2 separate regions of the Mus musculus genome follow, and region 1 is linked to region 2. A link is a loop called in an ENCODE intact Hi-C map of the cell type or tissue named here. Cell type or tissue: left cerebral cortex. All regions are shown on one strand. Links, peaks and the distances in the headings refer to the core of each region. The heading gives the core; the rest is flanking DNA. Region 1 has its middle 44 kb from the start of 4930424E08Rik. Region 2 overlaps Gm41253 (a long non-coding RNA gene).

What was found. Peaks named below come from ENCODE experiments on the same cell type or tissue, not always from the same donor. Only the 100,000 strongest peaks of a DNase experiment are listed, where the experiment ranks them.
Region 1: it touches region 2 in a loop (2.5-fold over the local background); 2 of 42 quality-filtered maps call a loop at or near these places.

The regions. Positions count from the first base shown.
Region 1 is chr14:120,673,173-120,688,621 of GRCm38, reverse strand. No RefSeq gene overlaps it. Among named protein-coding and RNA genes, the nearest start is that of 4930424E08Rik, 44 kb to the right of the region's middle. In left cerebral cortex, for the core only: a CTCF peak has its summit at 9,380 (motif pointing left); DNase peaks (open chromatin) are centred at 9,352, 9,898 and 12,628; H3K27ac peaks cover 386 bases.
Region 2 is chr14:120,757,240-120,772,688 of GRCm38, reverse strand. Gm41253 (a long non-coding RNA gene) reads left to right here. Exons shown (of 6, transcript XR_874981.1): 5 at 1,846-6,399; 6 at 9,669-10,578. Among named protein-coding and RNA genes, the nearest start is that of Gm25781, 34 kb to the left of the region's middle. In left cerebral cortex, for the core only: a CTCF peak has its summit at 8,112; DNase peaks (open chromatin) are centred at 8,683 and 9,740; H3K27ac peaks cover 309 bases.

The sequences.
Region 1 (15,449 bases), core at 4,659-12,658, 86 kb after region 2:
TTTTTTTGGACAACACAGACGGGAATATTTTCTCAGGTCCCAGATCAGGACTTTGTTCACAAATGGGACTGACTCCCTCTGCAGCTGTCATTATAGAGGATATAGCAGTTGTCCATTTCTTTTCAAGCTACTGTTCATATTGGAAGAGTGCTCTAGACCAGTCTCAGAACTGCAGGAAGAGTGCAGGCTTTAAATCTGTAGCCCCTGTAAATCTGTATATGTGAAGGAGGCTAGTCCCCATAGGAAGAAGTTAGCGTCTTCAGAAAGGTCAACCCCCTTCAAGAAGCTCTCCAAATCGGAGGCTTCAGGATGCATCTTTCAGGAGGGTCTGTCTTGGGCTGTGCCAAGGATCTTCTCTCAGTGGTATCAAATGGTCTACAGTTCCTGAGGTTCACACAGTCTTAGTAGCTTTAGCTTTTCAACCCAGGGCCTTGAGTGTTTTATTCATCCGCATGAGGCAATAGAGACCAACAGGGGCCGACTGGTGGTAGCTGTCTGTTAGCAACTGTCCATCAGTATCATCTTGAACAAATGCTTTGGCATTTCTGAGCATCACTGAAAGTAGTTGGTGGGATAGGTCAGGGAGCTGGACAAGGTAGTTCCTCAATACCTGAGAATTCTGGAATATGCACCTTACTTGAATTAGTATTTTGGTAGAGATCACAGACTTGGAAGGCACTGGAAAGACTAATTGAAGAGTCCAATTTATCATTTACTTTCTTTAACCCTCAAGAAGGGCCATCTCCACTGCCTTCCTCCCCTCCCTCTGTGTGTGGATCCAAGGCCTTGGCCAGCAGCTCTTCTTGGACAGTCAGGTTTTCTCTTCATCACACGCATTCCTCGTTGCTAAATTTAGCAATCCTTTCTCCTTTACAGAAAAGGAACTATAAAAATCACTGTTATCCTCAGACTCAAATTATGCTTCGAACCAGAAAGTGTTCATATCACGCAAATGCAATGTTTCCCAAGGATTTAAATGCAAAGCAGGGTGACTCCAAGGCTACTTCATCATATTTTAATTCCACTTCATTTAGTGCTAATTTAAAACATAAACCCATGGGGCAGAGTAGAGGGGATGGCTAGGGAGCCAGAGGCACAAGCCTTCGAAAAGAGATAGCATGTCTGTGTCCCATCCATCAGCCAAGGTTCTCCCTCACTGTTCAGTGCCCAGAATCTTAGCATTTGATGGATACCTTCAAGGAGTGGGCTAAACACATCATCTCTTACCATGCCACCTGCCTTGAGGATATTGTTAACTCAGTTACAACAGACTCAGCATCCTCTGTATGCTCCTCAGATTCAATCAAGCGCACCTGTGGGACACCGGGCTTTGCGTAGGTGAGGGGCTAGTGACCATTAGACAGACCCAGTGACATCACCAGCCACACTCTCCTCATTGGCTCCTTGGTTGTTGATGCTTATTATTGGTTTCTCCCAATGCCTCATGGGTTCCAACTCTGGAGCCGCTGAGAAACTTCAGGAGTAACAAGGATGTTTTGACATGAATGAAAAACAGGGTGATGTAGGCTCAGCTGTGTTGCTGAGCCTGCTTCCTACTGCACACCAGGAGTAGATGCGAAAGGACTTGATGTAAACAGATGCTTTCCCTCAAGGGTGGAGGGTGAGGGGTGGCCTTTGGCAGGGAATAGGGTTGAGTCAGTCAAAAGGAATTCCAAAGCTCCTTGCGGTACCTTGAATCGCCAAGGACAGCATAAGGCTCCAACACCTTTCACTTCAACTCCTGTGGTATTTTCAGGATGGGAGCCAGAAAGGGAAGAGGAAAAAAAAAGCTCCAAGATGAGAGAAAGCATGGCCAGTTTGTCATAAATTGGGTCGTTCTGTGTCCTTGTTTCCAATATCCTCATGGCTCACAAGGTCTGATTAGCCGCTAGAGATCTCTAGCCTTTGAACTTGGTGCAATATTAAATTTCCATTAGGTAGAGAAGTTCCAGAGGTTCCTTTTATTTCCTCTTGGGGTCAACCCATGCTGTGATGGGTAAGGATGCAATTGGGAGTTTATTTCTACCAGCCCTGTGTTTTTTTTTTTTTTTTTTTTAATTCTTAAGAATGTTATTTCTTTACGTTATTTCCTTGTTTGCACATTTATGCCACAGCATGTGTCTGAAGGTCATAGAGCAGCTGCTGGAATTGGTTCTTTCTTCTACCATGTAGGATACAGACAGGTCATCTGGATTGGCTGCAGTCCACGTTACCTGCTGAGCCGTGTGGATGGGCCTCCCACTAGCTGTTTGAGATGGACACATCTACCAGAAACAAGAGAGACCTTCTCAAGGAACACTCTGCGGAGGGTGACAGAGCATGGTGTGATAGGAGTTCAGGTGAGCAGGGGCTCTCAACAACCTTGTCACAGACAGGCCTTGGTCCGCTGCTGTGGTTTGAATGTGAAATGTTCCTGGCAGGCTAACGCGCTTCACACTTGGTTCTGGGCTCGGACCTCAGGAACCTCAGGGAGGTTGTAGAACCTTTAGGAGGTGGGGTCCTGATAAGGGAAGTAGTCCACTGGGGGTGGGGCTTGAAGCCTTACATCAGGCTCCACTTCCGGTCCCCTCTCTTCTTCAGTACAAACAGCTGCAGTGACTTCCTCACCACCATGGACTGTCTGTATCCTCTCATATCACAAAGCAGAAATTAACCCTCCCTACTAAGCGGCTTATCAGGGATTTGGCCACAGCAGTGAGGAAAGAAGTCAGTGCTCTCCTCTTTGACCTCGGATTCATCCATAACATGTCAATTTTGAAGTGCCGTTTTTGAAGGGATCATTTTAGAGCGTCTATTAAGACTGTTTTCAACCTGTGTGAGGAGAGGCAGGAAGACAAGATGAGAAATGCAAGCTAAGGCGGCACTCATTTTGGCACGGCAGCTTGCAAAGAAACACATTTTGTACTTGGCTGCTTTGAGCAGAGACTTTACCTGCAGCTATATAAGATAAATGATCTTTCAGAACTGTGACAAACAGGAAACATGGAAACCATGAATCTGTACTCCAGGGCAAGTGTGGGGAATGACACCCTTAAGCAACCATGCTCCTGATGAACAGTGGTGGCTCCCCACCCCCCAGGAGCTGGCCCCCATTATGAGCACAGGGGCGTGGTGTAGCCAGCACTCTGCAAATCCAGACCAAACCCGCTCAGCCACCAGGAGCTCTAGGCTCATATTCAGAGAGATGAAGAAGCAGATGAGTGGTTTTAAGTGCTGTTCAACAGCATGGAGAATGATTCACTGCCGGTGACAAGGAGTGAAAGCTTGAGAGAGGAATAGAATGTCACCTGTTAGGAACGGTGGCTCCCTGTTATACAGAGCAGACTGTGCAGGCTCTCTGATAATCCTGCATACATTTTATCCTGTTAGCTTGAACATGTATTCGTCGCCTGTCCCAACTGTGGAAACCCATAAAGGGAAAGACGGTCCTGAGTCCTTATGAGTTATAAATATGTTTAACCTCACAAACCATGTTGATCATATGAGTGTGTATGGTGATCACATAAGTATGTATGATGATCATATGAGTATGTATGTTGATCATATGAGTATGATGATTATGAGTATGTATGATCATCATACATGTATGTATGATCATTATGAGTATGTATGTTGATCATATGAGTATGTATGATCATACATGTATGTATGATCATCATGAGCATGTATGTTGATAATATGAGTATATATTTTGATCATACATGTATGTATGATGATCATGAATATGTATGTTGATCATATGAGTATGTATGATGGTCATGAGTATATATGATGATCATACATGTATGTATGATGATCATATGAGAATGTATGATACACTCTGCTAGGGACCATGGAAAAGTGACAGAAAAGAAACTCTTATTCACTATATGGCCTTCCTTAGACAATCTATTCAACCCCATGTTTCAGTTTGCTCCACTGACCTTCTAGAATTGTTACACAGAGCATGTAGCAGAATTTGTGGCACCACATCCCTAATGTTAACTGTTGTTATCATTAACTATAGATCGTGTATAGCTTCTTGGGATCTTAATTTGAGATATTGTGATTTATGCTATTTCCTATGACACTGGATTTTTCACAACCTGTCATTTCCTCCAACCTATTTGACATCATATTCTCAACAGGAGGACAGCGTGCATTCTTCCTGTTTTCTATTGTTATAACAAAATACCTGAGAGTTGATAGTTTATGAATAAAGTCATAGTTTTGAAGGAAGTTCAAGATCAGGTGACTAAATGCAACAAGGACGCCATGCTATATTATAAAATGGAAGAAAACAGGAGACAGAGAGAGAGAGAGGTAGAGAGAGAGAGAGAGATTGGGAAAGAGAATGAGAGAGAGGCAGGCTGGGGGTGTACATCTTTTTATAACTCTCAGTTCTCTTTGGCATCAAATCCAGCTCAAGAGAGTAAGAACTCACTCCCGTGAAAAGCAGCCTTGTTCCACAAGAGTGGCACCAGTCCCTCCAGGATGGTAGAACTCTCATGACCCAGGCCCCCTAGATGGCCCCTCTACCTCTTAATGCTATTATATCAGGAGCTGTATTTTAACATGGGTTTTGGAGGAAACAAAATGCACTCAGGTTATGACATCAGACAACTTTAAATCAGCATCTTTTCATCTTACTAAGCTTCATCAGAAAAAGACAGAGAAGTACAGCATGTGCTCCCATGAGCCCTCCTATCTGTCAAGGAAATGAAGGAAAACAATGTGAGTTAGGGCAGTGGCTTGTCAGAGGCAGAACGATGACCCAGAAATCACTAATGAAATGCAGTGTGGATTTAGACCACCTGTGAGGGCTGTGTGGCCACTGAGTATCCTAAGCTGTCTGCATGTTGCTTCTATCCAGTCACGGAGCAGAGCTGTGTCTGAGTCTTAGACTCTATCTCTGTGCTCTCCGTCGATCTACCTACCTCAGGCATCGTAGTGTCCTTGAGATTTCCCAGCCTAAATGTCAACATCAGAATATGACTGCAGCAAAGAAGTATTTGCTACATTTCTATCAAAACTCACTCTTGTCCAGACTGTGTTCTCTTCCTAATTCCAACTTTGCCATGTGAGTATCTGTGCAAGAAACAAAGCTTAAAACCAGAGGATGGATATATACTCATGCACAAATACTTTAGGATAGATACTGAGGGGAAAATTATTGTAGTAATTTAAGGATGCTGTGGTGGTTTGAATGAAACTGGACCTCATAAGTTCACAGAGAGTGGCAATATTAGGAGGTGTGGCTTGTTGGAGGAAGTGTCTCATGGTGGGTGGGCTTTGAGGTTTCAGATGCTTCTCAGGCTAGGCCTAGTTTCTGTCTCTCTGTCTGTCTCTGTCTCTCTCTGTCTCTGTCTCTGTCTCTGTCTGTCTGTCTGTCTGTCTCTCTCTCTCTCTCTCTCTCTCTCTCTCTCTCTCTCTCTCTCTCTCTCTCACCTGCCTGCATATCCAGATATAGAACTCTCAGTTATCTCTCCATGCCACCTTCATGGCACCATGCTTCCTACGATGATGATGGTGATGGACTAAACCTCTGAACTATAATCCAGACCCAACTAAATGTTTTCCCTTATAAGAGTTTCATGGTGTCTCTTCACAGCAATAGAAACCCTAAGTAAGACAGATGCCATACACTTTACCCATTTGGTCTGGTTTTTAAAGGTGCTATAATCTTTGAAGGATCTGGAATCAAAAGGATCTTAAATAAATAAGGTCCAAAATGTTGGGCTTATATCTTTATTGTTCACTATTGTGTCCCTAGTTTTGTTCAGCTACAGGGAAAAAGCAGAATGATGCTATCTGGTTGGATAATTCAGAGAAGCCAATGGTTGTTAAACAAAAGTGTTAGTGTCACTGATAGGTATGGGGTGATGGGGTCATAGCAATGGCATTGGCTACTGACAGATTCTAAGGGAGTCAGCATCTTCAGATGTGCAGCCACTGATTAGTTCCAGTTCTACTGGCTGGCTCCATAGTCACTCAGATGGTCCTGGTGACACTCAGTGGGTCACAGAGCAATTAAACATGGGGAAAGATAAGTAGGGAGGAGAGAGGACTTAACAAGTGTGGGATAATGTAGGTGAGAATAATCAGACTGATTATATAGCTGTTGGGGTAACCTTTTCTTCCCCCATCATTGTGGAGGTATGTCTCTATATTTTCAATTGTTAATTTTGTACCTGGCAGACTGCTAAATGCAGGATATTGGTGGTGGTGTTTCTATGGCGATCCTCAGCCAAGCATATTTGTAAATGCTTGTCCTTCTATACCTGCTCGGATAGTTGTAGGTCAGACAGTCTTCTATGCTTAGAGGCAATGTAGAATTGTATCAGAGACTGTCTTGCTGCTGATTGGTTGTAATAAAGACCTCATGGCCAATAGCTGGACAGATAATGGAGGGCAAAACTTCCAAGAGAGAAGTGTGGGGCACACAGGAAGAAGAAAGCAGATGTGGGAGATTCAGATAGTGGACATGAAAGGGAACAGACAGATCTGTGTGGAACAGAGAAAGGTATAGAACTAGCCTCTTGGTGGACCATGGGCAAGACAGTTGGATTAAGTATAGAGCTGGGCTGCTGCCCAAGCAAAAGGCTCAAGCTTTAAACCACAGGTGACAACGCATGTTGGAGAGGATGCAGAGAAAGAGGAACAGACCTTCATTGCTGGTGGGATTGCAAACTGGTACAATAACTCTAGCAATCAATCTGGAGATTCCGCAGAAAATTGGAAATAGATCTACCTGAAGACATAGCAATACTACTCTTGGGAATATACCCAAAAGACGCCCCACCATGTTACAGGGGCACGTGTTCCACTATGTTCATAACAGTCTTATTTGTGACAGCCAGAAGCTGGAGACAACCCTGATGTCTCACGACAGAAGAATGGATACAGAAAATGTGGTTCATTTACATGGAATACTACTCAGCTATTAAGAACGAGGATATCCTGAGTTTTGCAGGCAAAAGGATGGAACTAGAAAATATCATCCTGAGTGAGGTAACTCAGACCCAAAAGGACATGCATGGTATGTACTCACTAATAAGTGGATGTTAGGGAAAAAAAAAAGTAAGATACCCAAGATACAGCCCCAGAACTCAAAAAGGTCAACAAGCTGAAGTGCCCAAGTGAGGATGCCTGGACGCCTCAGTCCCACTTGGGAGGGAGAAGAAAGCAATCACAAGTGGTGAAAGAGGGAGGGACAGGGGGAGGGAGGCAGAGAGGTGGGAATGATGTGAGAGGACTTAGATGAGGGAAAATATCAAAATGTACTATATGAAAATTTTTAAATAAAAATATAATAAAAATTTCCTTTTCTTTACATGTCTCTTTGCACAGTACCCACTGTTACCTACTCAAGTGTATTACTCATCCTGTGAACTCTGGCTTTCTTTCAGTCCCATCTGGCCTATATTTCATCTAAGGATTTCTATCGCTGTGATGAAACGCCGTGACCAAAAGCAACTTGGGGAGGAAAGACTTCATTTCATTTACATTCCACATTACAGTATACCATTAAAGGCAGTGAAGGCAGGAACTCAGACTGGGCAGGAACCTGGAGGCAGGAGCTGATGCAGAGACTGTGGGGGACTGTTGCTTACTGGTTTGCTCCTCATGGCTTTCTCAGTCTGCTTTCTTATAACACCCAGGACCATCTGCCCAGGGATGGCACTAGCCAGAACGGGCTGGTCCCTCCCCCATCAATCGCTAAGTAAGAAAATGCCCCACAGGCTTGCCTGCAGCCCAGGCTTATGCAGAAGTTTTCTTAATTGAGGTTCTTTGCTCTTAGATGGCCCTAGCTTGTGTCAAGTTTACATAAAACCAGCCAGTATATTTATAATTTTTCTTTAAAAGTTTAGCTTTAGGCTCTTTTAAAAAAAATACTATCTCTGTCTCTACTTAGCTCTTTGAATATAAGGAATGCAGTTATAATAATGATTTAATGTCCTGACTGGTAAATCAATGTCTCAATTCTGGTTTGGTGGAGATAGAATGGTTTTTCTTTTTATTGTGTGTTATGTTTTTCTATTTCTGCATGCCTAGCAGTTTTTTTTTTTAAATTGCATTCCAGACATTGTGAGTATTCCTTTTTATAATTCTTATAAATGTTCTTGAACTGAGTTCTGGAAAAAGTTCCTTGGAAACAGTTGAACTTTTTGGGTCTTGCTTTGATGTAGAACTCCATGCAGGCACAGCCTGTGCATTGTTGCCAAGCATTTCAGCTTCTCTCTAGCAGCTGCGGCTAGCATCCTATGTGAGTGTAGACAGTAAAAGTCCATCCATTGCCAAAGGGCCCTTGGGGTACAATGATCCCTAGCTAGGAGCAGTGGGTATAGGATTTGTCCCCTGGATAGGAGCGCTGGGCATAGGGGTATTTTTGTTTCATCACTGCGACCCCCCCCCCCCCCCGTAGCCAGTATCTGGTGAGATTCTGGAGCTTGCCTGACAAAAACAGTCCTTGTTATTGGTCCTGTTGGGAGAGTCTTCCCTCAGCATTCAGAAGAGCATTCCTCCTTGGAGTGTACTTTAGGCATCAGGATACACCCCAGAAATGCCCTTACTCTGAAAATCTATCTGCTTTTTCTTTCTAGATTTGCAACGCAGTCTTTTACACTTAGAGAGCCTGCTAGGCTTCCTGTGAGTTGTATTTCTCTGTTTGTTTGTTTGTTTGTTTTTCGAGACAGGGTTTCTCTGTATAGCCATGGCTGTCCTGGAACTCACTTTGTAGACCAGGCTGGCCTCGAACTCAGAAATCCGCCCGCCTCTGCCTTCCGAGTGCTGGGATTAAAGGCTGGGAAACTCCCAAGGTGGTAGCTTGGAAAGCAGTGCTGTTCACTTTATTAGCTCCCTGCTTGGTGAACCATAACCTCACTGGGTGATACCTACTCGTTAAACGTTTTTTTCTGTCTCTTTGGAGTTTTGATATTTGAGATGGGAGAGTTAAGGTAGTCACAATAACTTAATTTTTGCAGGAAGTAGAGCTTCCCAACAAAAAAATAATACCATAAATTATAAAAACCCAGTACATTAAAAAAGTGATAGATTTCTGCAAAATCACCCAAACACAATACTTGCAGACATTTTAATATATAGTATTTATTTCTCCTTTTTTTTTTTAAATATTGAGTTTCATTATATCCTGACCAATGCTGAATTGGTATCATTTTCAGAATCGGTTGATAAAAATGGAGGCTGTATTTTATTTTAAACTTTCATTTCTTTTTTTGAATCCTAGTTATATTCTGTTAAGAAGATGCTCAGGAACTGGAGAAGTGCCTAAGCAATGAAAAGCCCATTCTGCTCTTCCCAAGCGACAGTTTGGTCCCCAGCACATGTCAGGAGGCTCACACCCACCTGTAACTCCAGCTCCATGCATATGGCACCCTCTTCTGGCTAGGCAGGCAGGCAGGCCTCTGTCTCCTCCCCCATAGCTTTCTGGTTTTCTGTGTACATTTTATAGACTAGCCCACTCTTTGCCCACTGGCTTAAATATTTATGTGCTATAAGTTCTGCTTCTATTTAGTAGAGAATCTGGGTCTAGAATCTAGCATTCTGTTTTCCAGGTCCCATTCTCAGCTGGAGGTCTCTCTTTTGCTCTCACTCATTTCTACATTCTACAAATGTCTATTCATTCTACAAATGTCCACCTAACCCCTCTTCAGTAGCCATAGATCTCCAGCTGGGAAAGGCACGGATACCCACAGGTGTCATAAGTAGAGCTGTCTGGCTCAGACAGCTTACTGTTGGTCATTTTCTCGCAGAATTACTATAACAACGTGGCTCGTCTGACAGCTTTCATACGAGGATGCACATTCACACACAGGCACATGGCTTTCATATGAGGATTCACATTTACACCCAGGCGCACGTGCACACGTGCTATGTTGTGAGCTTATCACCCTCACTGCCTGCCGTTCTTTGCCAGTTAGAAAGCCAAGTAGGGGAAGGTGAGAAGGAAGATTTCTGGTGCACATGCAACTGTCAAAAGCTAAATATAGGTCACACCGGTGACTGAGAATCATGGCAATCCATCCCCCCTCAGCATGTTTGAGTGTCTGCCTCTCAGATCTGTTCCTTGCCTCCTGATTAACAGCCCTTCCCACCTCCTATCTTTCTCAGGATCTCTTCCTGGTGAGACTAGGTCGACTTTTTCAGAGGAATATGATGATGATCGGTGTTTTCGCAAACATCCGGACTTTTATTCCTTCTTGCGACTTCAACTCAAGAATATTTAGTGATGTGTCATGGAATATGAGCAGAAGGTTAAAGAATTACTGCGTTATTTGGCCGAGAGCTGTCACGTTCTAGAAAGCTGGCTACTGTATCAGCTTTTGGTCCTTTTGAGAGTAGAGCCCCCAGATAAGAATGATGACATGCTATTCAAGTGAGAAATGAATTTTTGTTGTCTGAAGCCACCAAAGCATAGGACACAATTCTTCTACAGCCTAGCTAATCTGACTGCTATGTATTATAATAACTGACATTATTTTCATGACAGAAGACTGAGTTATGCTGCTTGTGAAACATGAATATATTATGTATACCTGAAGCAGCATTTCTGCCACCCAAATAATCAAGTGGCGTGGTCAAGGACACTGGAAGCTGGCTGCCTCCTTTCCTGTCCAGTCAGTGGTGCTCAACAGTGCTGGTAACGGGCATTAAAAAAAAAAAAAAAAAAAAGACCAGAACGGTTGTGATGCCTCATAGGCAAAGCAACCTCAGGGCCTTTCTTAGTAAGCCTGGCTAAGAAGCAAAGCCTTCCGTCCTGGACTCCTTGCTGATGGACCCTACCTGCCCTTGGGGGTTGGAGGTGAGGTGGTGCAGAGCCAACAACACAGACTCCCGGGAGCAGGTGAGAAACAGCCAAAGTTAGCTCTCAGAGCACTGCCGCAAGCTCCTTTCATACCCTCCAGCCACCACCATTGGTCCCAAGAAAGCAGCTCTTCTAAACAGCACTTCCTGATTGGCTGGCAGTGCCTGCACCAGCAATCCTTGCTCTCCCAGGAAGTCCTCAATTCTGTCCTCCTGAAGGAGCTGCTTTTGCGACTGCATGGCCCACCCAGCGTTTACATAGAGGCAGCCCTGCCTTCCATCTGCAAGTTCAGTCTTGGCGATTGACACTTTGGGGTTAGTGAACCAAGATGTACGGATTAGTTCATACTCCGGTTTCGTGTGACTGTGGAGTTTGCCTACTTGCCCAGCAGGACCTCTGTGAATGCAGAGGGAAATAAGATCCAAGCAGGTGTTTCCTAGGCGGTGAGCACCAGGTCCCTGCGTCTTAGGTAGAGCAAGAACTGTCACATTTAATTTTGACTTCAATTAAGCTTTTATAACGTTGGGGATTTCCCCATTTCTTTCCTTGTCTGCGGCATTACGCCCAGTGGCCTTATTAGGTAATTTCTGCAGTTCTGATGGTCAAAATGGGGAGCAGGAAGTGGTAATTTCTTGATTTTCTTATGTTAATTATTTATCTCAAGAGTTTTCATAATCTGGCATCCAGATACTTTATTGTACCCCATTGATAATAGATATTGTATTATTTTTCTTTTTATTGAATATAGAATTCTTCTCATAATATATTCTGATTCCGGTTTCCCTTCCTGTAACCTCCCCCCAGTTCTTTCCCACCCTCCCTTTCATGTGGATGCCCCCTTTTCTGTCTTTCATTAGAAAACAAAGAGGCTTCAAAGGCATGATAATACAATATAACAAACTAAAGTAAAATAAGATAAAGCAACAACAACAAAAAGAACACAGCAGAACTGGACAAAACAAACAAACAGAAGGAAAAGAGTCCAAGAGAAGGCACAAGAGACAGAGACCCACTCTGTTTGCACACTCAGAAAGCCCGTAGAAGCACTAGGCTGGAAGCCTTAATATTTACTCAAAGGACTTATAGGATAATAATAATAATATATATACATACATATACATATACATATACATATACATCATATACATATACATCATATACATATACATCATATACATATACATCATATACATATACATCATATACATATACATATACATATACATGTACATGTACATGTACATATACATATACATATACATGTACATGTACATATACATATACATATACATATACATATACATATACATATACATATACATATACATACATACATACACACATATATATATACATACATATATATATATATATATATATATATATATATATATATATATGGTTTTTTTTTTAAAGGAAAAGCCGTGACATGACCCCGCGAGACAGGAGCATCCAGCCTCCACCGATGCCTTTGACTTTGTTTCCTGTTGGCCATCTGGCTGGCTGGGCATGCAGCCTACCCTTAAGAGAAGTTTGTTTCCTCACTGAGATTCCTTTGGAGAAAATTGAACTTTCATTTGTAAGCAGTTATCAGTTGGAAGTTGTTTCTGGGTTAGGGATGGGGGCATACATTCATGTCTCCTTAAGACACTGTCTGGTGCAGACTTGTGCAGACCTGTGCAGGTCCCTGTGCATGCTGACTCAGACTCTGTGAGCTCAGGTGAATTTTGATCATGTTGGCTTAGAGGGTCTTGTTTTCTCCGTGGCCTACTCCCTTCTGGCTCTCACACTCCTTTCTGCCACCTCTTCCTCCTACTCCCTTCTGGCTCTCACACTCCTTCTGCCACCTCTTCCAAGGGGTTTCCTGAGCTCTGAGGGGAGGAATTTGATGGAGATGTCCCATGTAGGGCAGGGTGTTTCCGAGTCTCACACTCTACATGATGACTGCCTGTGTTTCTCTGTATCTCAGGGTGTTCCAGAGTCTCCTACTCTCTGCCTGTGTTTCTCTGTCTCTGCTCCCATTGGCTGCAGGATGAAGTTTCTCTGATTGATGGCTGAGCAAGGGATTGATCTAAGAGTACATACAGAATGTCACTAAGAGTCATTTTATTCTAACATTTTCTTTAAAAGAACAGTAGTATTTGGTCTTTCTATGGGTCCCTTGGCTACCTAGCCTCAGTCTCTTGATCACCAAAGTAGTGTCAGCTATGGGTTCCTCTTAGTAGAGTGGGCCTTAAGTAAAATTTGATATTGGTTGGTTGCTCTCATGAGCTTTGGCCACCATTGCCCTAGCCTATCTTGTAGGTAGAACACCATTGTAGATCAAAGCTTTTGTGGTTGAGTTGGTGTTTACAATTTTCCTTTAAAGTATGGAGAGTACCTTCCTTCAAAGGCCCTTTCTGTAACTAATGAAACGATTGTGTGTGTGTGTTTTCTTTCAAGTTGTTTATATGGTGGATTGCAGTTCTCAGCTCACATCTGCTGAACCATTCCTTCATCTCTGGGATGAAGCCTAGTTGATCACGGTGTATGACTTTGTCATGTTCTTAGAGTCTGTTTGCAAGCATTTTATTGAGAGTTTTTGTGTCTATGTTCAAAAAGCAAATTTGTCTTTCTTTGTTGGAACTTTTGTGGTGTGGGTATGAAGCTAACTGTGGCCTCATTAAGTGAATTTGGCAGTGTTCCTCCTGTTTCTCTTTTGTGGAATAATCTGAGAAGTATTGGCATTAACTCTTCTTTTAAAGTTTGGTGAAATTCTGCACTAAAACTATCCGGTCTTGCAGGTTTTGTTATTATTATTATTATTATTGTTATGTATTTTAATTTTTGGTAAGGAGATTTTTTTTAATGATTACTTCTATTTCACTAGGATTTATAGGTCTTTTAAAATTACTTATCTGATCTTGATTTGATTTGGATGGATGGTATCTAATGAGGAAAATCATCCATTTCTTTTGGGCTTTTGAATTTGTTACAGTACAGGTTTTAAAGTATGTTCTTCTGATTCTCTGGATTTCCTTAGTGTCTGTTGTTTTGACCCCCTTTTCATTTTTAATTTTGTTAATTTGGATATTCTCTATTCTTGGCTTTTAATTATTTTGGATAAGGGTTTTGTTAATCTTCTTGACTTTTTCAAAGAACTGTCTCTTTGTTTCATTAATTCTTTGCATTTTTTGTTTCCATTTTGTTGATTTCAGCCCGAATTTGATGATTTCTAGCTGTTTACTTTTTTGGGCGTGGCTTCTTCTTTTTCTCTCTCTAGAGCTTTGAGGTGTGCTCTTAATTAACAGTATAAGATCTCTCTAATTCTTTTTTTTAAAAATAATGTGGGGTGGGTGGATATGGGGGACTTTTGGCATAGCATTGGAAATGTAAATGAGCTAAATACCTAATAAAAAATGGAAAAAAAAATAATGTGGGCTTTTAGTACTATGAACTTGCTTCTTTTTCATAAGTTTAAGTATGTTGTGAATTCATTTTCATTCAATTCTGGAAAGTCTTTAATTTCTTTTTTTTTATTTTTATTTTTTATTTTATTTTTTATTACATATTTTCCTCAATTACATTTCCAATGCTATCCCAAAAGTCCCCCATACCTTCTCCCCCACTTCCCTACCCACTCATTCCCATTTTTTTTGGCCCTGGCGTTCCCCTGTACTGGGGCATATACAGTTTGCATGTCCAATGGGCCTCTCTTTCCAGTGATGGCCGACTAGGCCATCTTTTGATACATATGCAGCTAGAGTCAAGAGCTCCGGGTACTGGTTAGTTCATAATGTTGTTCCACCTATAGGGTTGCAGATCCCTTTAGCTCCTTTAATTTCTTTCTTGACCCAATCTTCATTCAGAAGTGAGTTGTTCAGTTTCTATGAGTTCGTAAGATTTCTGTTCTTTTTTTAAAAATTTTAATTTTTTTTGTTTTTTGTTGATATTCTGCTTTAATCTTTTGTAGTTAGATACATGGCAGGGTGCTATTTCAGTTTTTTTGTTTCTGTTGAGAGTAACTTGTGTCTGACTATGTGGCCAGTTTTGAAGAAAGTCATGAGCTACTGAGAATAAGCTCCCTGAGGCGCTGAGAAGATATATTCTTTTGTGTTTGGGTGAAATGTTCTGCAAATAATGGTTAGTTCCACTGATGTATAATGTCGGTTAGCTCCAGCTTTTCTCTGTTTAGTGTTTGCCTGGATGGCCTATCTATTGGTGGCAGTGTGGTACCCAAGTCTTCCACTATAAGTGTGTGAGCATCAGTATACAATTCAGGGTGTTCACTTGGTAGATTTTCCTTTGATGAGTATGTAGTGTCATTACCTACTCCTTTTGATTAGTTTTGGTTTGAAGTCTATTTTGTTAGATATTAAAATGGCTACACCAGGCTGACTTTTAGATCTATTCGCTTGGATCATCTTTTCCAGCCCCTTACTCTGAAGTAATGTCTACCCTTGAGCTTGAGGTCTGCTTCTTAGATGCAGCAGAAGGATGGATCCAGTTCATAGCCATCCTGTTAGTCTGTGTTTTGTTTAATTGAGAAATTGAGAGCATTGCTATTGAGAGGTATCAATAACCATTGATTGTTGATTCCTGTTTGTTGTTGTTGTGTGTATTTCCCTTATTTTGATTTTGTTGGTCTAAGATTATTTATTCCTTG
Region 2 (15,449 bases), core at 3,129-11,128:
ATTGTAGGATAGAATCACCAAAGTATTTTGGGAAAGAACTTGAAGAAATATTTATTCCTTATTTTCAAACAGCAATTAAATTGGTTATTGCAAAATACTGATATTTGGCCTATTGCATGCAAACTTTTCAGGCAAATTTGATGATCATTATCCAAAAGGCAAGTTGTTAAAATTTGCCTCTATGCATACTTTTGTATTTCCTGTAAATGTATGCATGCAGCCCACAGAGAATATGCCTACTGTATTTATAGATAGTTCGTCTAAAGGGAAGGCAGCATATGTAATTAGATCACATGTTCACTCTCTTGAGTTTCCTCCCGCTTCCCAAATAATTGAATTACTTGCTGTAGTCACTGTTTTTGAAATGTTGAAAAATCAAGCTTTTAACTTGTATACTGATAGCTGATATATAGCTCATGGTTTAGAATTGCTTGAAATTGTCCCTTTTTAAGATACTGCTAATTCTCAAATTTTGCAATTATTTATGTAAATACAGCTTAATTTAAGAAAATGTACTGGTCCTTACTTTATAGGACATCTAAGAGCTCATACTGGATTGCCTGGACCCCTTAGTGAGGGCAATGCCACGGGAGGTTTGCATACAAGGCAGATTACAGACTTTACAGAGGAACAATTAGCACAACAATCTCATTCTTTATGTCATCAAAATAGTAATAGCTTAAGACAACAGTTTGCTATTTCTCGAGAATGTGCACATCAAATTGTGAAGACTTATCGTCAGTGCCCTCAGTGACTCATGTATCACATAATGGTGTTGTGTTAGTCAGGGTTCTCTAGAGTCACAGAACTTATGGGTAGTCTCTATATAGTAGAGGAATTTATTGATGACTTACAGTCTGCAGTCCAATTCCCAACAATGGTTCAGTAGTAGCTGTGAATGGAAGTCCAAGGATCTCTCTAGCAGTTGCTCAGTCCCACATGGCAAGCAAAAAAAGCGAGAGCGAGACTCCCTTCTTCCAATGTCCTTATATGATCTCCAGGAGAAGGTGTAGCCCAGATTAAAGGTGTGTGCCACCACACCTTTAATTCCAGATGACCTTGAACTCGGAGATCTCCCTGTCTTAATCTTCTGGAATCCATAGCCACTATGTCTGAAGATCTCCATACCAAGATCCAGGTCAGAAACTTCTATCTCCCAGCCTCCAGATTAAGGTCACTGGTGAGCCTTCCAATTCTGGATTGTAGTTCATTCCAAATATAGTCAAGTTGACAACCAGGAATAACCACTACAGGTGTTAATCCTTGAGGACCCATACCTAATCAATTATGGCAAATGGATGTTACTCATATTTCTGATCTTGAAAATTAAAAATATGTACATGTGACTACTGATACCCTTTCAGGCTCTCTGGTTACAACTGCTTTAACAAGAGAAGCAACTAAAAATGGAATTAGTCATTGCCTACGATGTTTTTCTATACTGGGTTTTCCAAATAAGATAGAAACTGATAATGGAACTGGCTATTGCAGTAAGGCATTTAAGATTTTTTTTTAATAGAGCTGAGGACCGGACCCAGGGCCTTGCATGCTTGCTAGGCAAGTGCTCTACCACTGAGCTAAATTCCTGACCCCTAAGATTGTTTGTTAACAATTTAATATTAGTCATATTACTGGGATTCCTTACAAGCCTCAATGACAAGATATTGTGGAACAGGCCCACGGAACTTTAAAATAATATCTTTAAAAAATAAAAAAGGGGAAATTATATTCCCATATACCACAAGATTATTTAAATTATGCCTTTTATTTTAAAATTTTAAAATTCAGTTGCCAAGGAACTCCCTGAGTGTGGGGAAGAGGTCATGTTTGTGTTTTTTTCTGCAGGATGCTGAAGGAGCATGCTAGCTGCCAGAGTGGTTAATGAGGCATGCTGATGCTGGGACAAAGAATGAGGCTGATCGTGAGCTTGCATATTTCCCTGACAATGATGGTAGGGAAGCTGTATAGGGGCGATGTCCCTGGTCTCCCCCCTCCCCATTTTACATCCAACGATATGGGAAGGGCCAGAAGTTGTGGTAATGATAAACAACACTAAGTTGATGGATATGGCTGCTGGAGGAAATTTCACTATCAGTAGAGAAATTAATGACCAAGGATTGGGAGCTGGTGTCTCCACAGGCTTTTCAAAGCAGAACTCTACTGGAGGTCCGAGAGTATCTCCTACTGCATTGCAGGGCAAAGATCTTGACTCATGCAAAGGCTGTACTGTAGCATTTTCCTCACTGTGGGATGAGGGAGTGCACAAATGTCACAATTCCCTGGAAAACATGTGTGGGAATAAGCCTGTGCTTTATCAGCCTCATGGGACTCACCTCAAGATTTTGGTCTACATTTGGTTGGAATATAGAGGAGTGGCTAGTATGACTAATTATGCTACTGTCTTTCCTTCTCCACCTATCCTCCCCTCATCAGCGTTGTCTGCTGGACTCTGGTAGACTCACACAGGTTATTAGCAACAACATGTATGGAAGTTGGGTGCTGCCGTAGATGATCTGAGTGGTCAGCCTGAAAGAGCAAGTCCAGCTTGGATGAAAGGGCCTATTGCAGCATTTGTTTGCATGCCTCCTGTCCTATCAGTAGGAAATATTAGCATTAGTCTACATTCTGAGAATAATACTTTTGATGTGTCTGGTGTTGGCTGTAATTTGACTAATTATGTTTTAAAAGCCTGTTCTAAGCGTTCTGTAATGATTTTACATCAACCTGCTTTTGTGATGGTTCCTGTAAATATTACTGAAGATTGGTTTGATGACAAGGGTTTATAGGTAATTGAGGAGTTAACAAAGGCGTTGGCCAGGCCTAAATGCATGATTGGTTAATTATAGGAGGTGATTACTTTAATGGCCACTGCTACTACAGCTGCTATTACCTTATCCCAAAGTGTTCAAACAGCTCATTTTGTATATAATTTATCCATAAATGTTTCCATGGCATTGCATACCCAGGAAGATACAGATGATATGATGTAACAGAAATTAGATGCCTTACTTGTGGTTAATTTCTTGGGGAAAGAAATTCAGGGGTTTAAAATACAAATTATATTTAGATGTCATGTTAGTTATCAATGGATCTGCATTATGCCAAAAATGTTTAATGATACTATATATAGTTGGGAGAGTGTGCAATCCCACTTGCAAGGTGTGGAATCATGCCAATGTATCTTTGGGCTTATTAAAGTTACACCAAGTAGTTATTAATTTAAAAAAACAGAGCCTCTACATTTTGATGCATCTCAAACAGCTAGAGATCTGCTAGGACAGTTGCAGGGTTGGTTTCCTTCTTGGCCTGCACTCCTACAACACAGCATCGCTGTTGCTGTCAGACTTGGTATAGTATTGCTCCTCTAGTTACTGCTGCCAAGTGTCCTTTGGTATACGTTGTCACAATTTTCACATCTGAAGAGCCAGATACATGGCCTCCATCTTAAAACCCCCTCCTCTCCAGTTTGACTGAATACGACCAGTGACGGGTAAGAGTGTTCTTCAGCTCCTTCAACCTAAGACAGAACATACATCAGTGCTGTGTATGCTTCCACGACGGGTAAGAAGGAGCAATGTAGACACCAACCTAAGACAGGTATATTCATCTGGAGCATCCTTTATTAAGTAAAATAAAAAAGAGGGGATCTGTGGAGAGCCAGAGTCCTGCCATGAGAGCAGTGTGTATTGCCAAGGCTATGAGAACGGTCTGTGTAGCCAAGGTTAGAGAGTAGTGTGTATAGCCAAGAGGAACTCCTATCTATGTTTAGTCTGTAGAGAAACTTTCTCAAGAAGAGCTTTGTCTGCTGAAGTGCTTATAAGCTGGAGCTGCAGAAATGTACTTTGATCCCTGATCAGAACCTTGCCTTGACTTCATGCTTCTCTCACCTCCTACCCTTTTCATTTCCAGCCCCCCATTCAGGTGAACTGTGTTCATCCTCTAGCCGCTGGACGGCTGCAGGGGTTGGGTGAAGAACTTGGGGAAAGGGAACCAGAAAGGGGGAGCAATATTTGGAATGTAAATAAAATAATTTAATAAAAATGCTTTCTACCAGAACATATTTTCCTGCAAATATTATGATTTTATTTTATTTTTTCCTGGCTGCATAAAATTCCATTGTGCCCAGTAACACAGCTGATCTGATTATCAGAACAAAGTATGTCCACTTAATCTGGGAACTAAAGATATTTTATCTATCATTTTATCATCCATTAATCTGTTGATGGCCATCTAAGCTGGCTCCATTTCTTGGCTGACTTGAATATAGCAGCAACAAGCCCGGGTATACAAGAATGTCTGCGGTATTAACTTAGAGTCCTTTGGGTATATATGGAAGAGCGGCATAGTTGGGCTATATGGTAGAAAGCCATGCTGATTTAAATAGTGGTCACACAGGTTTACAGTCTCTGCAGTAAGTAACGATCCCAGCCTTCTAATCCCCACATCCTGGCCAAAATTTGTTGTCCCTTGTTTTCTTGGTGATTGCCACTCTGACCTGAGTGATACGGAATCTTGAGGCAGTTTTAATTTACACTTCCCTGTTGGCTAAGAATGTTGAACACTTTTCAAAGTATTTATTGAATACTTGGGTTTCTTCTTTTAACAACTGTCTCCTGATTACTGATTGCAAGATGTAGATTTTTTTTTTTTTGGTAATTTTTCCATAGCCTCCTAATGTGTAGCTGACAAAGACCTTCATCCCATGCTGCAGGCTGCCTTACTCTGGAGATCATTTCCTTTGTTGTGAAGCAGCCTTTTAATTTCACAGAGTCCCATTTGTCAATTTTGGATTATTTCTTGAGCTATAGACAGAGCAGGTTCCCACCCCCTACTGGGTATCCATACTGTGGGGACTGAGCCCAGGCCCTGCCTTATGTTGGACAAGTGCTGGGCCACTCAGCTCCAGCCTCTACTCCACCATCTACTGCAACTCAACAGCTGCCCTGCACTGTTATCAACTGCTTACCAACACTGCTTTTACCACGGCTACCGACAAGCCACATCAAGTGCACAGATTTTGTCTTAAAAATCAGGTCACTTTTGTCAAAATAGGCATGTGCAATGTCTCTAGGCATTATTTTCTTTTATCCGTTACCTCTGTCTATTTCCTCTTGGTGTGTGTGGTGGTTTGAATAAGAATGGCCTCCACAGGCTCATATGTTTGGATGCTTAGTCGATAGAGAGTGAAACTGTTTCATAAGGATCAGAAGGTGTGGCCTTTTTGGAGGAGGTGTGTCATTGGAAGTAGGCTTTGAGGTTTCAAAAGCCTACACCAAGTCTTTGTCTCTCTCTCCCTCACTGCTGCCTATGGAACAGGATATAAATTCCTCAGATACTGTTCTAGTACCATGCCTGTATTCTTCCAGCCATGATGATCATAGACTAGCTCTCTGAAACGGTAAAGCCAGCCCGCAACTAAATGCTTTCATTTATAAGAACTGCCATGATTATGGTGTCTCTTCACAGCAATAGAGCAGCATCTAAGTGTTTACAGAATTCTCTCTCTCTCTCTTCCTAGTGCTAAACATATATGTTGAAATCATCTCTGAGTATGTCATTTTCACTAGATTATAAATGATTCCAACCTAGTTATTTCCCTCTCAAGTTCCCGTCTTTCTCTCTGTTCTTGTTTTTTCCTCAGAATGCCCACTTGAATCGACTCTTGTTACAATGATAGACATTTCATTAGTTCTGATTAGATTACCTTTGCCATGAGTAAGCACAACGTCTTAAATAAGGAGTTCATTTTCCCTCATAACAAACCCAGAGCCAGTCTCTGAGTTCTTACCATAAATCCAGAGTCTTTCTCCTTTGTCTGACTCATGTTCCATCTGCCTTTCATCTTTGTGACTGAAAAATGGCTGCCCTCGTGTCTCAGGGCATTGTATCTCTACACCTGGAAGGAAGACGGGCAAGGTGACTAGAAGGGGCAAACCCTTCCCCTGAAGTGCTACCTTTTCATCCTGGAAGCCTGACTCAGGGATTTCCATCTGCACCTCATTGGCTGAGCTGGGCAGCTGCCCCCCCCCATTGGCTGAGCTAGGCAGCTGCCCCCCTCCCATTGGCTGAGCTGGGCAGTTGGCCTCTCATTGGCTGAGCTGGGTAGCTGGCCCCTCATTGGCTGAGCTGAGCTAGGCAGATGGCCACACCGCATAATGCCGATATTGGGAATAGGTGCTGGGAAGGTTGCTGGCGACTCACCCTTTTCACTATTTCTTACTAGTGATGCCAAGTATCCGTGTAGCCCACGTTACATTATGATATGCAAGTTTCATATCTCTTCTATCTGTCGCATTTCCATCTCAGACCCATTACTTCAGATTGTCAGCAGCAGCAGCAGCAGCAGCAGCAGCAGCAGCAGCAGCAGCAGCAGCAGCAGCAGCAGATGTTAACAGCCAGGTAGCCCGATCATGTCTTTTCAGAGATCTCTGATGGGGAAACCTAGATCTTGACTTGTGCCACAGAAAGGAATTCCAGGACAAGATGACACGAGGCAGATTAAGTAAAGGAAGAACTTATTACGGAAAGGACCCAGTGGTGCAGATGGGTTTCTCGAGACATGCGTAGTTGAACTTATATGTAAGCTTTGATAGCGAAGGGGTTATTGATGACAAGAAGCAGGAGGAGTGGGGGCGGGGTAGGGGGGAGCAAGGGCTGCCCTAACAGGGCATGGTATCAGGTGCTTGAGAGCAGGCAATGGTGCAAGTCCTATGTTATGGACATGCCACAAAATGAAGCGAGGTTGGTTAGCAGCCCTCTGCGTCTGCTACACTGGTCCTGGTTGGTTTGGAGCAGTCACGTGGTATCAACCTGCAGTTCTGTCTGGCCTATCCTGTATCACTAAGAGTACAGTTAGTATTGATGTCTGAGGTACGCTGCTGAAAATGTTGGCACTTGGCTAACCTCAACTTCAGTGAGTTGGTTCTCATACGTTAAAAAAGTCTGGAGTTAATTTTCCCACCCCGTCCGTCCCCAGGTTATCAGGAGCTCGGTGCAGCTCAGACTTGCTTTACTTTGTAATGGAGCAGCGTTTTCTCTTTCTCAGCAACACTTTGTTCGAACCATCTGCCACCTGTCAGCTTTTGCACCTCAGCAGTCTTACCTTGTGTCCAGCGTTGAGAACGTGAATGCTGTTAGCACTTTCTTTCTGAAACTTGGCCAGTCATTCTTATGTCCACCTGTAAGGTCTGTTTAATAAAATTTGATTATACCAGTGGTTATCTAACATGTCTACCTTGGTAGCATATTTATTCATTCTTTAAAAGAATTATTTATTTTATGTATATGAGTACATTGTAGCTGTCTTCAGGCACACAAGCAGAGGGCATTGGATCCCATTACAGATGGTTGTGAGCCACCATGTGGTTGCTGGGAATTGAACTCAGAACCTTTGGAAGAGCAATCATTGCTCTTAACCACTGAGTCATCTCTCCAGCCCTAGAATATTCTTTTAAAGATAAAAGGTTTTTTTTTTGTTTTTTTTTGTTTTTTTTTGGTTGTTGTTGTTAAATTTGTTATTGAGAGTGGGGGCTGCCTTGGTGTGCACATAGAGATCAAAGGATAACTTGTCTGATACTGTTCTCTCCTTCCATATGTGGGTCCCAGAAATTGAACTCAGGTTATCAGGCTTGGTAGTAAGGTCTTTATGGACTGAGCCGTATGGTCAGCTAGCCACTCCCAGCCTTTTGAGATAAGGTCTGGCCTTAAGCATACAGGATCAGGCTGGCCTTAAGCATACAAAATGGCTGAGGGTGGCCTTGAACTCTTGACCCTTCTGCATCTACCTCCTAGGTGCTAGAATTACAGTCATGTACTACATCACCACACCTGCTAGTGCTAACATACACATTTTCAAATGTTATTTTCTATGCATCAAGCATAGTGGTATGATTCATGCTTTAGAAGACTGAATGTTGTTTGTTTCCTGGAGGAATAAAAGGGGCTATGGGTAGATGCTGCAAGAAGAATCCAGCGATTTAAGCAGGAGGAACTAACTCCCAAAACCCAGTCTTAAGAGACATAATCTGAAAGTGCTAATAGCATGCTGTATAATAATGCCGTGGTGAAAACAGGATTTTGCTTACTGAATAAACAACAAATCCACCAGATGGGGCTCTAATATTCTTTTGGACCAGTGACTGAAAAGTAAGTATTTCCTGCTATCTTTAGAGGAAAAAATATGCATATAACCATATTAACCTCCAAGAGAATCTTCCTGAAATAGGATTATGGTCTCCAGCAAGCATCGTCATTGTGTTTAATGTCTTCTGAGTCCCAGGGGGACATTTAGAAAGAAAGTGGCCAATTTGCTGAAAAAAAAAAAAACTGAGGCACCCAGAACAGCACAGTTCAATTACCCCTGAGCTGGGTCCTTTGTGGGCCCCACTTTAAGGAAATCGAGACGTATTTATGAACAAATGGCTGCCTTATTGCCAGTGTGTTCTTCCATCTTTGGATTTACTGACGCTATTTAAAATGTGAATTGCTTGAGATGAGGTGACATCATTGTTAAACCTGCCACAGCTGCAGAAACTCTCTCTCTGTCCAGTTATTTGGATGAGCTGTGCATCACGGTAAGGACGTGGGTTCTCCGTGGGATACATTTTGCTTCTGCTTTCCTAGGAGTTTCAGGTTAGATTTCTGAAGCAGGGCCCCCTTCCTGGACTCTATCCTTATGACTCACAACTGCTGTTCAACCTGGAACGGATGCCAGCTGGGAATTATAGAGCTGAGTTTTAACACAGAGTGGGCGTGTTGGCCAGGCTTTGGTCAACTTGTCACATGCTAGAGTCATCTGGGGAGGGGAACCCTCAATTGAGGACATACCCTCATCAGAATGGCCCATAGGCAAGCCTGTAAGGTGTTTTATTGATTACTGATAGATGTGGGAATATTTAGCCCATTACGAGTGGCGCTGTTCTGGGCAGGTGGTTGGTTCTGGGTTCCATAAGGAAGCAAACAGAGCAAGCTACCGGGAGCAGACCAGTAAGCAACGCCGTTCCACAGACTCTGCTTCCGGACCTATCTCCAGGTTCCTGCCTTAACTTCTCCTGATGATGGACCAGCAAGTCAAACAAATCCTTCCCTCCCCAGGTTGGTTATGGTGTTTCATCACAGAAACAGAAAGCAACTGAGGCAACAGGTTGGGGACTGAGTCAGGTTTCCTAATATGACATTGTCTAATGGAGCCCAGAGCTAGATTAGGCCAGGTAGCTCTCTGCGTCCCAGGATGGCAGTCAAGACACATCACCACTAAGGGCCACAGGAGTAAATGCTGACTCTCTCACAGAACGCTTTGAAATATTGGCTCACCAACCAAAGGGCACACACGGGCTGGTCTGAGGCCCTAGCACTTAAGTAACAGAGGGTTGCCACTTCTGGTCTCAATCAATCAGAGAGAATGCACCTAATTCTGCAGAGACTTGATGTGTCTGGATTATGGGATGCAGGATGGGGGCTGTCCTCTAAGAGACAACATTTGAGGGAAGGAAGGCAACATTTGAGATGTAATTAATTAATTAATTAATTAAGAAGAGAAATATTAGCTCATTTTGTCTTGCAGCTGACTTTGCTCCAACCACACACGTTGTCTGAACACATCAGGCTTTCTCCAGTCTGAGTAGTTCTATGTAGGAGTCTATTCTCAGGCCACTGCTTGCTTCTTTCAGGCATTTGCTGAAATTTCACTTCCTCATTGAGGTGTTCCTTTGCCACGTGGTTGAAAGCGGTCATGTGACCAGCTATGGAACTGGGCGTGCTCTCCTTTCTCACTGGTGGCCAGCAAGCCCCAGCGGTCCTGTCTTCACTCCCCACAGCGCTGGGGTTAGAGTTGTACGCAGCCACCTCCAGCATTTATACGGATGCCGGGATCCAAACCTGACTGTGTGGCAACTGCTCTGACCTACTGAGCCATCTCTTCAGCCTCGTCGCTTCTGATCCCCAAGCAATTGTTTCTTAACTAGCTCAGAACTGTCACTGTCATAGTTTCGATGTATTTATTCATCCATCAGCCATCAGCTGAAAGTCTAGAAGCAGGGCGTTGTGCTCTCTAATGGAAACAGTCACTTATTTATTATCTCAACTGCAAATGCTTTTATGCACATTTAACAAAGTTGCTTTGTTTAACTCATGGCAAATGATAGTAATGTGAAACTAAGAATTTGCAGAAAAGACCCGAGACATTCTACCAGTGTGTCAGCAAAGGCACTGAGCTGGTTTGTTAATCCGGTTTTGTTTCACTTCACTAAAACGCTGCAGATTTCTGGACCTCACTGAGTCACAGTTAAATAAATGGTGAAGGACACCAGTGGGAAAACAAACCAACCCCGTGGTTCACCCAGTCTCCCCTGTTGCTGCAAGGGCGCTGGCCTGGCTTGGTCACCTGACAGTCACAGGCCATGCCTGCCCAGTCCTTGAGCATGTCTCATTGCACTTTTTTCTAAAATATTGATCTGTTTGAATCTGTTTTCACCATTCGAGCTCCAGGAAGAGAAAGCGCATGAATGTCTCTCTCTGTGTGTCTGTGTATGTGTGTGCATGTGTGTGTATGTATGTATGTATGTATGTATGTATGTATATATGTATGTTTATGTATGTGTAAGCATGTGCATGTGTGTGTGTTTGTGTGTGTGCACTTGGGGAGGTCAGAGGACAACTTGTGGGAGTTGTTTCTTTCCCCCACTGTGAGTTTGGGGGTCAAATCTGGATGTCAGGCATGTGCTTTTATTTACTGAGACATCTTGCCAGGCCCTAGAACTATTTTATTTTATTTTTTAGTATTTTTAGAAATTATCACACTGTTTTCCTCAGAGGTCAAACAATTTTACGTTCCTGCTCTCAGTGTAAAAGGGTTCCAATTTCTTCACATCATCTCTAATATTTGTTTTATTTATTTTGGACAGTAGTTTTAAATTTTATTTTGGTTTTAGAGATCCTACTGATAGGAGTTGTTACTGAGATATGCATAAATATGTGTAAAAGTATATGAATTAATTTCATTCTAAAGCAATTGTAAAATATATACTTTTGTAAGTATAAATATGTGAATTAATATTAAATTCTGGTAAAGGAGATCTTAGCAAGTGCATTCTCAACTAGTACACATTGTATTCTTGGTATACAGAGGAGATGGTTTTAAATTTAAGAGTTATGGAAACATGGTATATGTATGTAAAAAAATCAAGCCACTTGAAAATTACAAAGAAGTAAAAAAGAAAACATTTTAGTATGCTCCTAACTTGTTTTTGCCTCCTATACTTTTTCTAATTAACTCCCCACTCTCTTACAGTAGCCGTTAAAAATGCTTTTCTGACCATTGAGAGAGCTATGTATGCTTCTATATCCGCATTATATTGAGAGTCAGATTTTGTGAAATGTATTTTTCATTAAGAATTGCAAATATGAATACTTTATGCAGTGGAAATGCTTTTTGAGTAAGAAGCGGTTATTTGTAATCAGTCCAACTGGACACTCTTGTTGAAGATGCTCTAATTATTGATGCTTACTCGAGACTTGGATGATGTGTAGCCCCTTGCACAAGAGCCATTTCTGCGTGTGAGCAGCACTGGAAAGGATATTTTACCCTAGCTCGTCTAGTAAACCCACTCAGGATGCTCTCTACAGAACCAAGGCCAGGCATCTCTTTATGATGTCAGCAGCGGCAGCAAGTTCCCTCTGACAATAGGTTTACCTCTTATGTTGGTGAGTGTAATGGTAAAGAACTTGGTTTTAATACCAAACAATTATTTGGGTTCAAGTCTTAGCTCTTAATAACCTCTCTAGTATCATCTACTGCTTGCTAATTCATTCATTCATTCATACATCTATCCATGCCTGTGGTCTGTCATTAATTATGTGTTGCTCCCAAGACAGTGAGTGAAGTGGAAGGGGCTCTTTACCCATTCAGTTTACACCCTGCACTGGAGGGCAGATAATAGATAGTGTAAAGGAACTCTCAAATCATGAAGCACTGTTAGGCTGTTGAATTCTATATCTACCATATGGCTTTGATGGCTGTTGTCTTCCTAGTAGAGAATAGAGACAGTGCCCCTCATGCATTCCTGATTTGCTCTTGGATTAGCAATGCTTCATTACACAGTAACTAAGCTGGCATCTGCTCTAGTTAATTTCGATGAAAATAATTCTGTTATCATTCAGGTTTCTGTTGATAGCATTGGAAATTGATCATAAGGTGTTAGAGTGTAGATATCTACAGGGCTGTGACAGAAAACTGGATTTAAAATCTGCAGAAGATAGTGTTAAATAAAAATACAGGTTGTTGTTGTTGTTGTGTGTGTGTGTGTGAAAAGTTGACCAACTCTCCCAGATTGCTTACTTAAATTGAATTCCTTTAAACCAAGCCTACTGCTAAAACCCACATAAATTTTTGAAAATTATAAAACATAGTATACAAATACAAACTGTTGGTAGTTATGAATTGTTGGGTAGGGACAGAGAGAGAGCTGCTTATGTTAGCTGCCTTTATCGAGGCCCTAGGTTTGGCTCCTGGCACACACATTAAAAGTCCCACATCTGCTTTTAATTATACTTTAGGGGATACAGCATCTTCTTCTGGCCTCTGCTGGTGCCTGCATACCACATACACATTACACATATGCATAAAATAAATTCAGTAAACCTTAAAAAAATTTGTGAGGTAGAATCAACCTCCTGCAAGTTGTCCTCTGACTACCACACTTATGTCATGGTATGGTGGTTTGACTAGGAATGGCCCCCATACGGTCATAGATTTGAATGCTTGGTCACAAGGAAATGACACTATTAGGAGGTGTGGCCTTTTTGGAGGAGGTGTGTCATTGGGGGTGGGCTTTGAGGTTTTAGAAGCTCATGCCAGGCCCAGTCTTTCTCTCTCTTCCTGCTGCCCACTGATCCAGATATACAACTCTCACCTACCTCTCCAATATCACATCTTCCTGCATGCTGCCATGCTCCCTACCATGATGATGATGGACTGAACCTCTGAATGGTGAACCAGTCCCAATTAAATGCTTTTGTTCATAAGAGTTGCCATGGTCATAGTTTCTCTTCATAGCAATAGAATACTAAGACCCACGGTATGCCCCTCAGCAAATAAATACAAAATATTTAAAAAATATATTATGTATTGTTACTGAGTGACAATAATCTGATGGGTAATTTGCTCCTAGACAGCTAGGGAAGCTGACTAGCAAGTCCAGCCTGTCCTCCTTTGGCATTGACACAAGGTCAAATCAGCACAGATTAACCCTGACCCCAGGTCCTCCCAGCTTTAGTAAAACAGTGGTCTTATTTTCTTGCCTTCTTAAGCTGTTCTAAGATCTGTTTGGGAGATATCCAGTTCACCCTAGAAAGCATTAGCAAACCTAGATAGCAAACCTTTCCACACTCTCTCGCCATATCTATGACATCATCAGCTTTGACACTCAACCCAATATTGAGTGGACATCCTGTTCCCAGTGTTGAGTGGGTATCCTGTCCAACACTGAGTGGATATCTCATTCCCAGTGTTGGGTAGGTATCCTGTCCCCAGTTTTGAGTGGATATCTTGTTCCTAATGTTGACTGTTTAGCACACTGTGACACGCAGGCCCAGGTTTATTGACATAGCTCACCCCAACTCAGACAAATGAGAAGATATTAGACTTCATTATTTGTCAAATTTGAACAAAAGGACAATACACAATTTGTCATATTTTTATTTAAGACATTTCAGAAACTTTTATCATGTGACCTATGTGTGCGCAGATGTAAAACCAGAGATAACATTCTTACACTTATGCCTCTTACAAAACAGCTCATTACGATAAGATTTATAGAGCTAACACAAAGATCGGTTTAAACAATGAGTACTTGGCGCCAGTTGGTTGTGGATGATAACATTATTTTGCTGGAACTAAGCAGCGATTCACCACCTGAGTTTAGTAATAATATGGTTTCTGTGCCTTTACACCCACGGGCTGTGTGGCTAATCCATTCTTCTCACCATGTTCTGCTGTGTAAACCGTGACAAACCCGCATTTTGTACAGCGAGTCGGTTCAACAGCCACGTTGTTTTCATTTAGCGATAGGTGCCTCACTTGTGGGTGAGTCTCCCTCCTCTGATGAATGCATAGTCTGCCTCTAGCATGACTACAGACGGAAATGCAAATGTGAGCAAAACCTGGGGAGGTGGCTGCTCACAAGGAGCTCAACCCAAAGGCGTATTTACATTAATGTAACCAATGTCATGCAGGAATACGAGAAAAATCAGAGCATTTGCAGCTCTCAGAAGACAGGCTCATAAACCCTTGGGTGTCCTCAGGCACCATGCCTGGGCCTTGCATAACGCTCTGGTAGGTTGCTCTGGACAGTGCTTGTGATATCTGAGCAAGCATTACCTTGATTTCAAATGGAACGAGAAGGGCCCTTAACATTTGTTCAATCAGAGAGGACAGTGTTATAGCTGAAGAGCCGATTAATAAATGTAAGCAGACATGAGCTTGTTTGCCTTTTCTTCAGTCATTCAGATTAAAGATAGATCCTGTAGACAGCAGTAGAGAAAGCAGCAGGCTGGGTCCCGGGCAGCCCAGTGACAGCTTCTTTGACCTTGAGCTGGGAAATTGAACACAAGCAAGATGTAGTTAAAACCTGATGCTCAGGGCGGGTGTTTGTGGGCACAGTAAGCCTTAGGTCCTAACGGGTGTCTTTAGGGTTAATCCAGGTGTGAGGGTGTCCTGCCCCAACAGTGTCACTTGGCCTTAGCCTGTGAAAACATCTCATGGCAGGGACTGACAGTGGAGATCATCATCTTTCCCACAGGGAGGCAATCGGGGTCCATCACCAAAGCTTTGTGGCTCTTGACCATTTGTGACATAGCCTGTCAGGACCAATGTGCACTATGCACACCTTCACCAACCATGGGGGCATGTGGGATCTCACTGTTCCCACCCCACTATGACTTCTGTGGAAAGCAAAGAGGCAGATGGTGGGCTGGAACTGAGTCATGTCCAACACATCTTAGTGGAAAATGGAAGTGTGGGAATGAATATTTGAGAAGTTTAGAGGGACATTTTAGACTCATGACCAATCTTCTTGTTGACATTCTTCTCTCTCTCTCTCTCCACTTGTGTGTTTGTGTATGCATCTGTGTGCAATTGTGTGTGTGCATGTGTGTGTCTGTGTATGTGTGTTCATGTGTGTGTCAGTGAATGTGTGTGCACATGTGTGTATGCACGTGTGTGTACATGTGTGTGTGTGGACAGAAGTTGACATTGGGTATCTTCCTCTGTCATTTTCTACCTTATTGTTTTGAGACAGGTTCTCTCACTCCACTGAACTGAGAGCTCACTGTCTAGCTGGGCTGGCTGGCTCATGGGTCCCTGGAACCTTTTGTCCTCTGTCTCCCAGTGCTGAGACCATGGCTGACACTTTCTGTGAGTGCTCAGGAGCCACACAAAGATCCTTGAGTGTCAA